2 separate regions of the Homo sapiens genome follow, and region 2 is linked to region 1. Evidence: chromatin contacts called from ENCODE Hi-C or POLR2A ChIA-PET data. All regions are on one chromosome and are shown on one strand. Each heading gives the region's core, a stretch centred on a gene start or an enhancer-like site at or near the end of the contact. The rest is flanking DNA. Distances are from core to core; before and after follow the strand shown. Region 1 holds the start of PCMT1 (protein-L-isoaspartate (D-aspartate) O-methyltransferase). Region 2 overlaps SYNE1 (spectrin repeat containing nuclear envelope protein 1).

Region 1 (6,988 bases), core at 2,939-5,438:
CAAAATGATGTTATCCCCCTGCACAGTATCTGTCACATAGTACATGCTCAAGATATATTAGTCTCAATTTTCTCATTAGTAAAACAAAGTAACGATACTTGATTCACTGGCATGCAACAATAATTAATTTTTGTAAAGCTCCCCAAACGGTATTTAGCACATAGTCGACAGTCAATTAATAAAAAAGTATGATTAAATCTACATCCCCTTTCCCAGTCCTTTTTCTGCCACTAAATGGCTAAATGATGTTGGGCAAATCATAACTTACAGAGCACTCAGTTTTCTGTAAACGAGGGGTGACACCAGACAACTTTTATGATGCTCTGCTTGTTTAAATGTATTACTCAGGACTTTCAAAGTTAGCTTTTGGATGCTACACAGATTTACCTGTAAATCCATTACATCACCATGGTGTCTGATATCACACAATAACTGATGGTCTCCTTCAAACCCTCCATCAGAGTCCAAGTTTCCAAAATCTCCAATAGACCACAGTGAAATATAATTTTCCTGTAAAACAGAAAGTTTTGTCTTGAGATGACATAAACGTCAACTCTCGGAAAATAAAAGTTGTGCTCCCGTCCGGAAATGTTGCTCCAAAACATCTCAAATGGTATGGTGAGTTTAAAACACAACGAGATACGAGGCTCAGGCATGCCATCACCGGCTCTGAGCTACGGAGCAACCGCGCCTGAGACAGGGGTCCGGGGGACCTAAAAGTGCGAGAAGAACCAGAAGGTGGGAGTTGGCGCGCGGAAGGCCAGGGGTCAGCTCAACCGGAGAGAGGGAGGAGGTAGGGGCTCGTCCCTATCAGCGGCGATACCTCATTGTCCCAAGATCCTGTAGCGAACGTCTCCGCGGTCTGTAAACTTCCCGGAGGCAGCGGTCGCCAGCGGGTTTTGCTGATTTTCTGGGACACAAACTTCGCATAAATTTCCTCCATGCCGAAAGCGGCCGCAGCAGGTACTGCAAAAAGCAAGCACAGTACGCGCCTCTCAGCACCGCCTCTTCCCGCGGAACCCTGATTGGATGGGACTTTAGGACGGAGACGGTGGCTGCAGAGAGTCAATTCTCGTCGATAGCCAGTGTGGGCACAGTCAGTACCTAGACTGAGAGGCCCACCCATCTCACAGAGCAGCTCTGAGCAAAGGCAAGAGCGCTTTGGCCTTTGAGCAGTAGGACTTGCTCCTAATCTGCAATGTCAGTATTTTCTTGTGTTCAATAATTGTGCAGTGTAAAATTTAAGTGCAAAAACAGAACAAAAACAATGCAGTAGAAACCACCTTGAAACCACACCTAAGCAGTTGCAGGTCACTGCGCATAGAAAACGATTCAAAAATCCTTAAATACTCGTGGAAGTACCTCGAATAAAGTGCCAACCTACTATCCCAAACCTCTCCCTCTTGTCTCCCAAACAAATACTTTGCTTCAAAGTTAATACACACTGTCAGAGCCTGGAGTTGGAATTCTGAAAGACTCCAGTTTTAGTTTTGATGCCAATTGCCTAGCTTTGATCAATTCAATTACGTGCATGATTAAGAATGAAGTTTGTGATACCTATTGTCAACGGCCCAGGAATCAGTTTTCTAGGTTCCTTCTGTGCTTTTGGTTACACCTATAATATTCTTCCCTTCCTCTTTACTCCTCAGAATCCTGCCTATCCTTCAAGGATCTGTTCTTTCCTTTACCATTTCCTGACGACCCCAGCCAATGTTGATCTAAATCAACACCATTTTTTTTCTTTTTTAAGACAGGGTCTCTGTGGCCCAAGCTGGAGTGCAGTGGTACAATCTCAGCTCACTGCAACCTCTGCCTCCGCCTCCCAGGTTCAAGTGATTCTCCCACCTCAGCTTCCAGGGTAGCTGGGACTACAGGTGTGCGCCACCATGCCTGGCTAATTTTTTTTTTTTTTTTTTGGAGAGACGGGATTTCACCATATTGGCCAGGCTGGTCTCGAACTCTTGACCTCAGGTGATCCAACTGCCTTGTCCTCCCAAAGTGCTGGGATTACAGGCGTGAGCTAGCATTTGATATCTAGACCACTAATGACATATATTTTGGATATATCTTATGTTAGTTTTCTTTAGATGCATATTCCTCCCCCATTAGAATGTAAATCCTACTGAATACAAGAGATATGACTTATTCAACTAAAAAATGAAGCTCTTTTACACTATAGGTATTCATAACTGTATGTTGGTTATTTCTTTAAAAAGGGCCATTATGCTACTGTTGTTTTTATGTGATATTGGTAGTCCTACTTCACAGGGACAGTTTACGGAAGCACTGCATGTAAATGCAATCCATCTGGGTCAGCTTTAGAGTTACCAGTTTCCTATCAAGGATTTGACTTTTTTCTTTTCTCCAAATGGAAGATCATCAAGAAACTGTAGAAAGATGAAATGGAAAATATTAAGTGGGTTACAGTCCCAAATCAACAATTTTATTCATGTTTAATATTGAAGTAAAGAACACTGTTTTGGCCAGGCACGGTGGCTCACGCCTGTAATCCCAGCACTTTGGGAGGCCAAGGCAGGCAGATCACGAGGTCAGGAGTTCAAGACCAGCCTGGTCAACATGGTGAAACCCTGTCTCTACTAAAAATACAAAAATATTAGCTGGGCATGGTGGTGCGTGCCTGTAATTCCAGCTACTCGGGAGGCTGCGGCAGAATTGCTTGAACCGGGACCTGGGAGGTGGAGGTTGCAATGAGCCAAGATCATGCCACTGCATTCCAGCCTGGGCTACAGAGTGAGACTCCGTCTCAATCAAAAGCAAAAAAACAAAAAGAAACCAGTTTTGCCTGTAGTTTCATTTATGGTCACATAATCCCAGAAAATAGGTAATGTTGATTTTGGATTGGAAGCAGGCCAGTGTCACATTTTACAAAATCGGATAAGAACTAGAATTTGAAAATTGTGCTGATATAGTGGCACAGATGTCTTAGCTTTGTTTCCTTCTAAAAGATTACTGGAGGCCGGGCGCTGTGGCTCATGCCTGTAATCCCAGCACTTTGGGAGGCCGAGGCGGGCGGATCATAAGGTCAGGAGATCGAGACCATCCTGGCTAACACGGTGAAACCCTGTCTCTACTAAAAATACAAAAAATTAGCCGGGCGTGGTGGCGGGTGCCTGTAGTCCCAGCTACTCGGGAGGCTGAGGCAGGAGAATGGCCTGAACCTGGGAGGCGGAGCTTGCAGTGAGCCGAGATCGCGCCACTGCACTCCAGTCTGGGCGACAGAGCGAGACTCCGTCTCAAAAAAAAAAAAAAAAAAAAAAAAAAAAGTTACTGGACTAGATGATGGCTGGATTCTGTCAGTCTCAGGTCTAATTAGGAGTCAGCGATTTGGACGCGACAAGCAATGTTCTCAGTGAGCTTCTCACTCATGGTCTTGCAGAGCTGAGAGCAATAAAGCCACGGTGGAATTTGTGAGGCTTAATTAGGTGGAAATGCACACTTACGTCGGGAGAATAACACGTTCACCAAAGGACACAGTGGTATTTTTTAACCAATCGCAACTCTGTACGTTGGTATTATTCTAAGGGAGCAAAGCTTTGCCCCAACCCCCACCCCCATGTCCTGGTACTCTTCCACTCTGAGAGCTTTAGAACCGGGGTTCCAAAGTCTCTGCTTAGCCTAACAGTGACGTGCTTGTCACAAAGCCAGAGGCCGGTGTACTCGGGTTAGAGAGGGCCTTTGTCGTTGGGTTTTATTCTTATTGTATTATTCGGGCTCCACCGACCCAAATATTAGTCAACTGGGTTGGGCGAGGTAGGACGGATGAAGCCCACCGTCTAACAATCTGGACATCTATAGGAGCAGATCCGCCGCTCGAAACAGCTGACCCAGCGACGACTGCGGAACCACTAGCAGCGTCTGCACAGATCGACCCCGCCATCCCGCCGTCCCGCTCGGTGACCGGAGACACAGCCGGGAACGCGACTGATCAGGCTACCGAGCCGGGCCGCAGGGCGAAAGCGGTGCGGTCCGAGGCCTCAGAAAGGGACACGCAGCAGCGGAAGTGGCGCTGACTCAGCCCGGCCTCCCTGCAGTCCCCTGGCAGCGGTAGCAGCCACAGGGGCGGGCGGCTGGGCCACACGCCTCCCCCGCCCTCGGCCCCACCCGGCCGCACCCTAAGCCGCGCGGCGTCACAGAGCGCATGCGTGCCGCGGGGGATGCCGGGAGCGCGCAGTGGCGGCAGCGGCGGCGACGGCAGTAACAGCGGCAGCTACAGCGGGGACGCGAGCGGGGCGGTGACGGTGTGGGAGGTGGTCTCACTCTTGGGAAAACTGCTGGGCACCGTCGTCGCGCTGAAGGTGGTTCTGTACCTGCTCCGAGTGTGCTTAGCGATGGCCTGGAAATCCGGCGGCGCCAGCCACTCGGAGCTAATCCACAATCTCCGCAGTAAGTGCCACCTCCGCCCGTTGTAGGGCAGCTGGGGCAGGCTGGGCCTGGACCGGGTCCCCCTGGGCCGTCCGGAACGTTCTGTCTGTCCCCGCGCGCCTGTTGGAGGGCTTCGGCGCAGAGTTGCCCCGGTAGTCCCGAACGGCGTGCGCTTGCAGTCGCCTCCCTCGGGACCTGTCACTCGTCGACGACGTGGACTGGAAGGGGAGAGAAAGAGCCAGGGGCCGCTGCTGGTGGGGGCAGGGGCAGTCGTCTCCCTGCAGGCCCTGGGGGAGGGAGTGCAGTACAGGTGATGCTGCTGTCACTCAGGTCCGCGTCCGGGTCCGGCTTGTGAGGGGCGTGCCTTCGGGGTGGGAGCGTGTGGGCTAGGCCTTATGGAGAGTGGGCTGGCGCTCAGGAGACCCCACCCTCGTCCCCTGCATTTTTCTCACCTTCCTCCTCCATAATCAACCTCGCTGCAAGCTTTCCCTCTTATGCAGCCTCCCCCGCCCTCCGTTTTTTCCCCTGGAGGGAGATGCCACCGTCTGATACAGGCGAGGGGAGGAAGATGAGAGTATTGCCATTGCAGATGCTGGGAGAAATTTCTCGGGCGGCTGTCCAGTGGAAAGCTCCGTGCGGGGCGGAGAAAGAACAGGGGATGCTGTTCCTGAGAGACTTGTATTTCAGGAGCCTTTGCAGGTCCTGGATCAGCAGAGGGTTGTGTGTCTGATGTTCTAACTTTTTTCAGGGCTACCATAGGCTTTAAAAACCTTATGTGGAGTTTCTTTATATCACTCTCCTTAGTTACTGTATTCCTTCTTCTGATGATAATTTTAGGATAGGATGAGTGCTGTGTCACTTTCTTTTTTTAAATCGAAATATAGCGTCCCCGTTTTGTTGGGAGACTACAAGGGCCGCAGTCTATAATAAACTCACTGGTCAGAATTTATAGCATTATTCGCTACTATGCAGTAATCATATCTTGTCACATGGTATTTTTAATTGTCCTGTGTTACTTAGCTTTTCATGTGTTTGTCTTATTTCTCAACTCGATTTGTAATTTCCTTAACGGCTGGCACCATTAAAAAAAATTTTTTTTGGCCGGGCTCATTGGCTCACGCCTGTAATGCCAGCACTTTGGGAGGCCGAGGCGGGTGGATTACCTGAGTTCAGGAGTTCGAGACCAGCCAGGCCGACATGGTGAAACCCCATCTCTACTAAAAATACAAAAATTAGCCGGGCGTGGTGGTGCCTGCCTGTAATCCCAGCTACTTGTGAGGCTGAGGCAGGAGAATCGCGTGAACCCGGGACGGGGAGGTTGCAGTGAGCCAAGATCTTGCCACTGCACTCCAGCCTGGGCAACAAGGGAGGAAACTCCGCCTCAAAAAAAAAATTTTTTTTTGAATTTTCTCTAAGAATTTAACAGTCATCCCTTTTTTTCATAAATGCCCATTAAATGTCCGTTATATGCCTAAATCTGTGCTAGACAGACAAAGGTAATTGAGAGAAATTAGGAGTACTGTTTGGCACATGGTTGGTACTTTTTTTTTTTTTTTTTTTTTTTGAGACAGAGACTCCCTCTGTAGCCCAGACTGGAGTGCAATGGCGCGGTCTTAGCTCACTGCAACCTCCGCCTCCCAGGTTCAAACAATTGTCCTGTCTCAGCCTCCTGAGTGGCTGGGACTACAGGCGCCTGCCAGCACGCCTGGCTAATTTTTGTATTTTTAGTAGAGAAGGGGTTTCACTATGTTGGCCAGGCTGATGTCGAACTCCTGACTTCATGATCTGCCCACCTCGGCCTCCCAAAGTGCTGGGATTATAGGCGTGAGCCACCGCGCCAGGCCGGTACTTGATATATTAGTCATTTTGGATTTTTTTTTGGTGGGGGGACAATACTTAATGTGGAAACTGAGTCTTTAGTGTTTGGTAAGAGAGAATGTTGATTATTTTTTTTTTTTAGACAGGGTTTCACTGTCACCCAGGTTGGAGTGCAGTGGTGTGAGCTCGGCTCACTGCAACCCCTGCTTTCTGTGCTCAAGCGATTTTCCCACTTCAGCCTCCTGAGTACAGTGGTGCCACCATACCAGGCTAATTTTTAGGGTTTTTTTTTTTTTTTTGGTAGTTTATGAGATGGGGTCTTGCTATGTTGCCCAGGCTGGTCTTGAACTCCTGGACTCAAGCAATTTGTTGGACTCAGGCTCCCAAAATTTTGGGATTACAAGAGTGAGCCACCGCACCTGGCCATGGTGAATGTTTAGATGTCAACATTTTTTTTTTTTGAGACAGAGTTTTGCTCTTGTTTCCCAAGCTGGAGTGCAATGGCGTGATCTTGGCTCACTGCAACCTCTGCCTCCTGGGTTCAAGCGATTCTTCTGCCTCAGCCTCCCGAGTAGCTGGGATTACAGGCACCCACTACCACGCCTGGCTAATTTTTAGTATTTTTAGTAGAAACGGGGTTTCACTATGTTGGCCAGGCTGGTCTCAAACTCTTGACCTAAGGTGATCTGCCTGCCTCGGCCTCCCAAAGTGCTTGAATTACAGGTGTGAGCCACCACGCCCAGCCTAGATGTCAATATTTTGTCAAGCATTGTCAGGTTCATTTTAT
Region 2 (6,022 bases), core at 485-2,984, 2.6 Mb after region 1:
TGGGCTATCATTCCCATGACCTAATTTTTGTTCATCCCACTTTCTGTAGCCCAGGAGAGGAGATGACATACTGAGACACATGACAATCATAGTTTGTGCAACTATAACACCTAATAGTGTGTCCCTGGAACCAAATGCAACAAAGTCTGAGATTCATACCCACGATCTAATGGAAACAGAGAATGGAGTCCTGCATCTGCCCAGAGATTATTGCTAGAGGAATGCCAACTGGGAGGTACCTGGTTAACAGAAGCATCTGTATTAGCCACAGGTGAAGGGGAGCGACAGGCAGGTGGAGAGGAAATCTCACTGTTGGTTCCCTCCTCCCCAGACTCCTCAGTGACCGGTGACAGCAAAGTGTGACAGCGACCTGCAGTCATCTGCCACGTAAAATGTAGCCCAAAGGACATGAAAATCAATTAGCTATGTTAACATAAGTCCTGTTCAGGCACAGGCCAAAACAGAGTTAATTATAAAACGAAGGTTAAAATTACTGGGACCCGAATTCACATATTAATCCTGTGTTAGTATTTAAAAGTTCTGTCTTCAAGAGAATATGATGCTAGTAATCATTTGTAAAACAATCAGGGATGGGGGTGCATATGACATTGAAGTTTTGTTGTTGATTAAATACTTCATTATTTTCCTTTCTTTGGAGAGTTTGTGGCTTTATAAATAACTGGAAAAATCACGAATCATACAAATGAGAAAAGGTCTGTGAAATAAAGCTTGGTCTTTTGTGGACATCTCAAGTTTCAAATATGGTAGGAAGATAAATGCACCCAAAGTACTGTTATTGCCAAATGGGCTCAGGTATGGTTACTCATTACCTGAGGCACAGCACATATAAGGGAAAACACACAGCACTGGGAAACATTATAGTCACCAAAATACTCAATGCATTTTAGATGGCAAGTGTATAGGAAAATAGTGGTGCAGAATAGAAAATAACAAAGTTGATTTATTTTAATCCAAAGCCAAGCTTTAGACGGTCTGTTTTCATATTTTTCTAACAATAGCTGTTCTTCTAAATTGTATTACACATTTATACAGTAGAGTACATGCACATATGTAGTTAGCTAGTTAGCGTGGAGACCACAACTAAATATATATGCCATGAATTTCCCATCCCCCAGACAACTAAAACACTGTGCAAGTAAATTATTGTTTAAAGCTCAGAGCCTCTCAGTATTATTGCGAAATTATAAACAAATACAGGGTAGACCTCTGACATGTTAAGTAATTCAGCTGTCTCGAGCACATAGTTTCATTTTAACTGTCATTGTTTACAGTGTCAAAGATTGGCCCGGCCCAACGGTAGTCAAAGAGACTTAAGGAATCTGTTCCTCCCTCTGAATCTGCAAGATCGAAGGCTGGTCCCTGAAATCAGCCACGGAGAGGGAACATGGAGCCACTCGCCAGGCTCCAGTCAAAGAGCAAAGCCGCGGGGACCCACTGGATCCTTACCATGACCACAGAGGGGTGGGCCGAAGGCGTGGGGAGGAGCTCCCCATCCAGGTCCTCTGTCCCTTCCGCCAGCCCCTCGACCTCGGTCACCGTCAGCAGCATGGTGGCGTGCTTGGCTTTCATCGTCAGCATCTTGCACTTGGAATTCAAAGAAGCGATCTGCTCCTGGTAGCCCTTAATTTTCTGCGCCAGCTCCTGAGGAAACATTTCCCCCACCGGGGTGTCAGAGCAGCATCAAAAGGAAACAGAAGTAGTAGCGTTCATCTTCCTGCAGGGCGAGCCAATGAGCGCGCAGAGCCGCGCGGGCCCGGGAGGCAGGATGTGTAGGCGGCGAGTCCTCCTGCATCTCGCTACCGAGCCAGACCGCAGGCTGCGCGGCGCGGCGCAGGCACAGCCAAAGTGCCCGAGCCCGCGTCCCCGCGTCGGTACAAAAGGAGAAATGAGGGGATGAGGCCGAATGAGTGGTTTCTAATCGCGAGAGGCCCCATATGGAATCATGAACTTCCGCAACATTAGGAACTGACAACTCTCTTTAAAAGCAGAAAGCATCTGAAATTTACCAGATGGTTCCTGCCATGGAAATTAGGTCATGTGATGGCTAAAACCACACCAAAAAAAATGCAAGGCTCAGCTCTTACCCTACTGAGTACATTCAACAGAGATGACAGTCATTTATTTTACATAGGGTCACATACTCAATAGCCTGTCTGTTCCTATGTCTCTAAGAATTTTTTTTAGATAGGCTAGATATTGCATATGGAAATCCCAATTTTTAATGCAGATTGACCCCCCAAAAAAATTTTGTATATTCATCAAATTTTTTCTTGCTCACTTCATCATGTCTCAAATGTTGCTGAGGCTTTAACTAGAACTTTAAACTTGAAATGCAATTCGGATTTAGTGTCTTTTAATTTCACTTGCTTTTGAAAAAATAATTGTTTTTTTGTTTTTGTTTTTGAGCAGACAAGAATGAAAAAATATATTATGAGAGATAGAGGTTTTAAATATTTTATTAAGAGCTTATTGGAAATATAATCTGGATAGCACATAACCCTTAAAAAGGTAACTATAGATTCATTTTAGGAGTATGGTAATTCTAAAATATTAAAGTTTTACTTTCTTGCTTAAATATTTTAAGTATCAAATATTAAAATTATACTTTATTGCATCTTTAAAAAACGAAAATACATATTTCAAAACATGATTCCTAAAAGTACAAAACTATTATTCTTTTTTTTTTTTTTTTTTTGGCTTCTTTGTTTCAGAGGCTGTCATTTATTGTGCACATAGAACACATTTTGTGGGCCGGGTGCAGTGGCTCATGCCTGTAATCCTAGCACTTTGTGAGGCTGAGACGAGGGGATCACTTGAGATCAGGAGTTCAAGACCAGCCTGGCCAACATGGTGAAACCCTGTCTCTACTAAAAATACAAAAATTAGCCAGAAATTGCTTGAACCCGGGAGATGGAGGTTGCAGTGAGCCAAGATTGTGCCACTGTACTCCAGCCTGGGCAACAGAGTGAGACTCTGTCTCAAAAAAAAAAAAAAGAACACATTTTGTGACAAAAATATTAAATTGTAATGTCTTTAAAATAATTGTGTACATACATACACATACATTCATATATATACACACACATATACACATGCACACACACATATGTACACATAGTCATCCCTCAGTAACTGAGGGGCGTTGGTTCTAGGAACCCTCTTAGATACAAAATTCACAGATATTCCAGTTTCTGATGTAAAATGGCATAGTATTTGCATATAACCTATGCACATCTTCCCAAATACTTTAAATCATCTCTAGATTACTAATAATACCTAATACAATGTAGATGCTATGCATTATAAATAGGTGTTATACTGTACAATTTAGGGAATAATGACAAGAAAAGAAGATCAACATGCAGAGATGCAACCATCCTTTTTGCTCCTCAAATATTTTCCATCCATGATTGGTTGAATTCATGGATGCAGAACTTATGGATATGGAGGGCTGACTGTATGCAAAACACGTGTGCACATGCACACACACACACACACACACACATTTTGTTATTATTGTTGTTTTGTTTGTTTCTTCCTGCCCAACTGAAGCCGAGTGGAGCAAAAAACAGTCCAGCAGAACTCAGCCAGCAGGCAGTCAGTCTTCTTGACTCCTAATAGTATAGGAATTTTTAAAACAAGGATTTAAAAAGTAGACATCATTGCTTCTTTACCTCTGGGGATGCAGTTAATTAAACCTAATAGGATTTTTAAAAACAGTGATTGAATAGCTATTTACTATATCTTGTCTAGTGGCTAGCACGTGGGTACTCAATAAATGACATTTACTGCAACTAGTTAATACTAGAAAAGAGCTCTAGCAGATTACTGGACTCCTTGAATTTCAAGTCACCAAGCTTTCGCACAATGGTTTGCCATTATACAAAAATTGAAGGAATCTTTTTTATTATTTTATTTTATTTTATTTTTGAGATGGAGTCTCGCTCTGTCACCCAGGCTGGAGTGCAGTGGCGCAATCTCGGCTCACTGCAACCTCCATCTCCGGGGTTCAAGCCATTCTCTTGCCTCAGCCTCCCAAGTAGCTGGAATTATAGGCACGCGCCACCATGCCCAGCTAATTTTTGTATTTTTAGTAGGGACATGTTGGCCAAGCTGGTCTCGAACTCCTGATCTCAAGTGATTTGCCTGCCTTGGCCTCCCAAAGTGCTGAGATTACAGGCGTGAGCCACCATGCCCGGCAATTTGAGGAATCTTTATGAAGTAGACAGAGTTAGTATTAGGCCTTCCACCCTTTGTAATCACATGGCTGGGCACAGCTCCCTGCTACAGTATCCTGCAAAGATGTGCCCACACTGACAGCAAGTGACCATTTCTTAAGCTGCAATTCTCAACCTTATTGTGTACAAAACTCATTTGGATTGTTTCTTTAAAAAATGCAACTCTGGTCACCACTTCCAAAGGTTCTGATTTACCAGGTGTATGACAGTCTGCACTTCATAATTAGCCCATGTGACTCCAATGCACGTGACTTCCACTGAGAAATAGTACTCTACGACTTGCTTCTGTAAGTGTAAACCTCTTGTAATCTCATTACCTTTGAGGGTTGGTTATTCAAGCTGTGGTCAAATCCACTAAAATAAAATGGAACACTTGGTTTAATGTTACCCATTCTCTTTATAAAATTTCTGAAAATGTTTATAAAGGTAGGAATTTCAGGTAGAGTGGCCGCTAGAAGACAAGCAGCCCTCTGTGGCCAGTCTCTGGTATTCATGAGCAGGCTTTCCGCATCAGGCGGAAAGAAAAGAGGTGTGAGTATCCTCTCCTATGATTTAAAAGTGGCAGGATGATTTTTTTCAAATTAAATGCAACTTTTGAAAAAGTATTATTATTATTATTTTTTGAGACAGAGTCTCTCTCTGTTGCCCAGGCTGGAGTGCAGTGACACAATCTTGGCTCACTGCAACCTCCACCTCCCAGGTTCAAGCGATTCTCCTGTCTCAGCCTCCCGAGTAGCTGAGACTACAGACACCCGTCACCACCCAGGCTAATTTTTGTATTTTTAGTAGAGACGGGGTTTCACCATATTGGCCAGGCTGGTCTCAAACTCCTGACCTTGTGATCTGCCCGCCTTGGCCTCCGAAAAGTACTGGGATTACAAGTGTGAGCCACCACACCTGGCCGAAAAATTATTTTTAAAAGTTTGAATTCCTTAGGCATAAATAAATGATCAGTTATTTTTAAAGTTATTTGTAAGAAAACTAGATTCACCATAAGATTGAGATTCAATTAAAACAAGACAGAAAATACAGGCAGAAACCCTCTTCCCAATTTGTATGTTATCATCAGTTAAGCTTTCTCCACTCAGCACTTTCCTTCCTGTGTTTGTTTTATACATACAATGAAGCTCACACAGGACTGCATCATTTTTTACATGAAAATGTGTTCTAAGTCACAGTTGGTTTAAAACTAACAAACATAACATGGATGTTCAGAACTGTGGAAGAAAATGTGACAAAATAAACAGCTCACTGGACCAAGAGTCAGGAAGACATAGTCCACTGCTGACTGAGCTGAGTTCACTCTGTGACCTTGGGGGACTCATTTATTTTCCTGGGACTTCATTATTCTCTTTTGTTTAATTAAGTAGCCCAGATAGTTTCTGTTACAGTGGAAGAAAAATCACGGAATTTGGACACAAAGATACTGAGACTGAGTCCAATTTCAATCAGTTACTAGATTTAGGAGCTCAGGAAGTCATTTTTTCTAAGTTCAGTTTTTTTGTCAGTAAAATAAAGATGATTTTAAAAAAATCCTTACCCCGGCCAGTCGTGGTGGCTCACTCCTGCAATCCCAACACTTTGGGAGGCCAAGGTAGATGGATCACTTGAGGTCAGGAGTTCAATACCAGCCTGGCCAACGTGGTGAAACCCCGTCTCTACTAAAAATACAAAAATTATCAGGGCATGGTGATGTGCGCCTGTAATCCCAGCTACTCGGGAGCCTGAGGCAGGAGAATCGCCTGAACCCAGGAGGTGGAAGT

What was found. A loop is a pair of places that touch in the nucleus more often than their neighbours do. ChIA-PET counts read pairs that join two places held with the same protein, here RNA polymerase II (POLR2A). Pooled maps may share reads with other maps.
Region 2: a pooled map shows a loop between it and region 1 (11-fold over the local background). The contact joins the enhancer-like site here to the promoter of PCMT1 in region 1. A Hi-C loop is called at or near these places in 8 of 50 pooled maps. POLR2A ChIA-PET finds 5 or more read pairs at or near these places in 2 of 52 experiments (T-cell and WTC11).

What each region holds. Positions count from the first base shown.
Region 1 is chr6:149,745,553-149,752,540 of GRCh38, forward strand. PCMT1 (protein-L-isoaspartate (D-aspartate) O-methyltransferase) reads left to right here and starts at 4,189. Exons shown (of 8, transcript NM_001360452.2): 1 at 4,189-4,404. The coding sequence starts at 4,350. NUP43 (nucleoporin 43) reads right to left here and starts at 977. Exons shown (of 8, transcript NM_198887.3): 1 at 824-977; 2 at 388-510. The coding sequence starts at 943. RefSeq lists enhancers at 1,287-1,346, 3,189-4,154, 5,120-5,622, 5,623-6,125 and silencers at 3,939-4,328, 4,559-4,795, 4,721-5,015.
Region 2 is chr6:152,300,402-152,306,423 of GRCh38, forward strand. It overlaps SYNE1 (spectrin repeat containing nuclear envelope protein 1), which reads right to left. Exons shown (of 146, transcript NM_182961.4): 92 at 1,468-1,662; 93 at 240-380. Among named protein-coding and RNA genes, the nearest start is that of SYNE1-AS1, 77 kb to the right of the region's middle. RefSeq lists enhancers at 1,329-1,378, 1,429-1,828, 1,979-2,048. Within about 2 kb of position 1,735, at least 35 of the 41 ENCODE cell types and tissues checked have a DNase peak (open chromatin) inside an H3K27ac peak, as active enhancers do.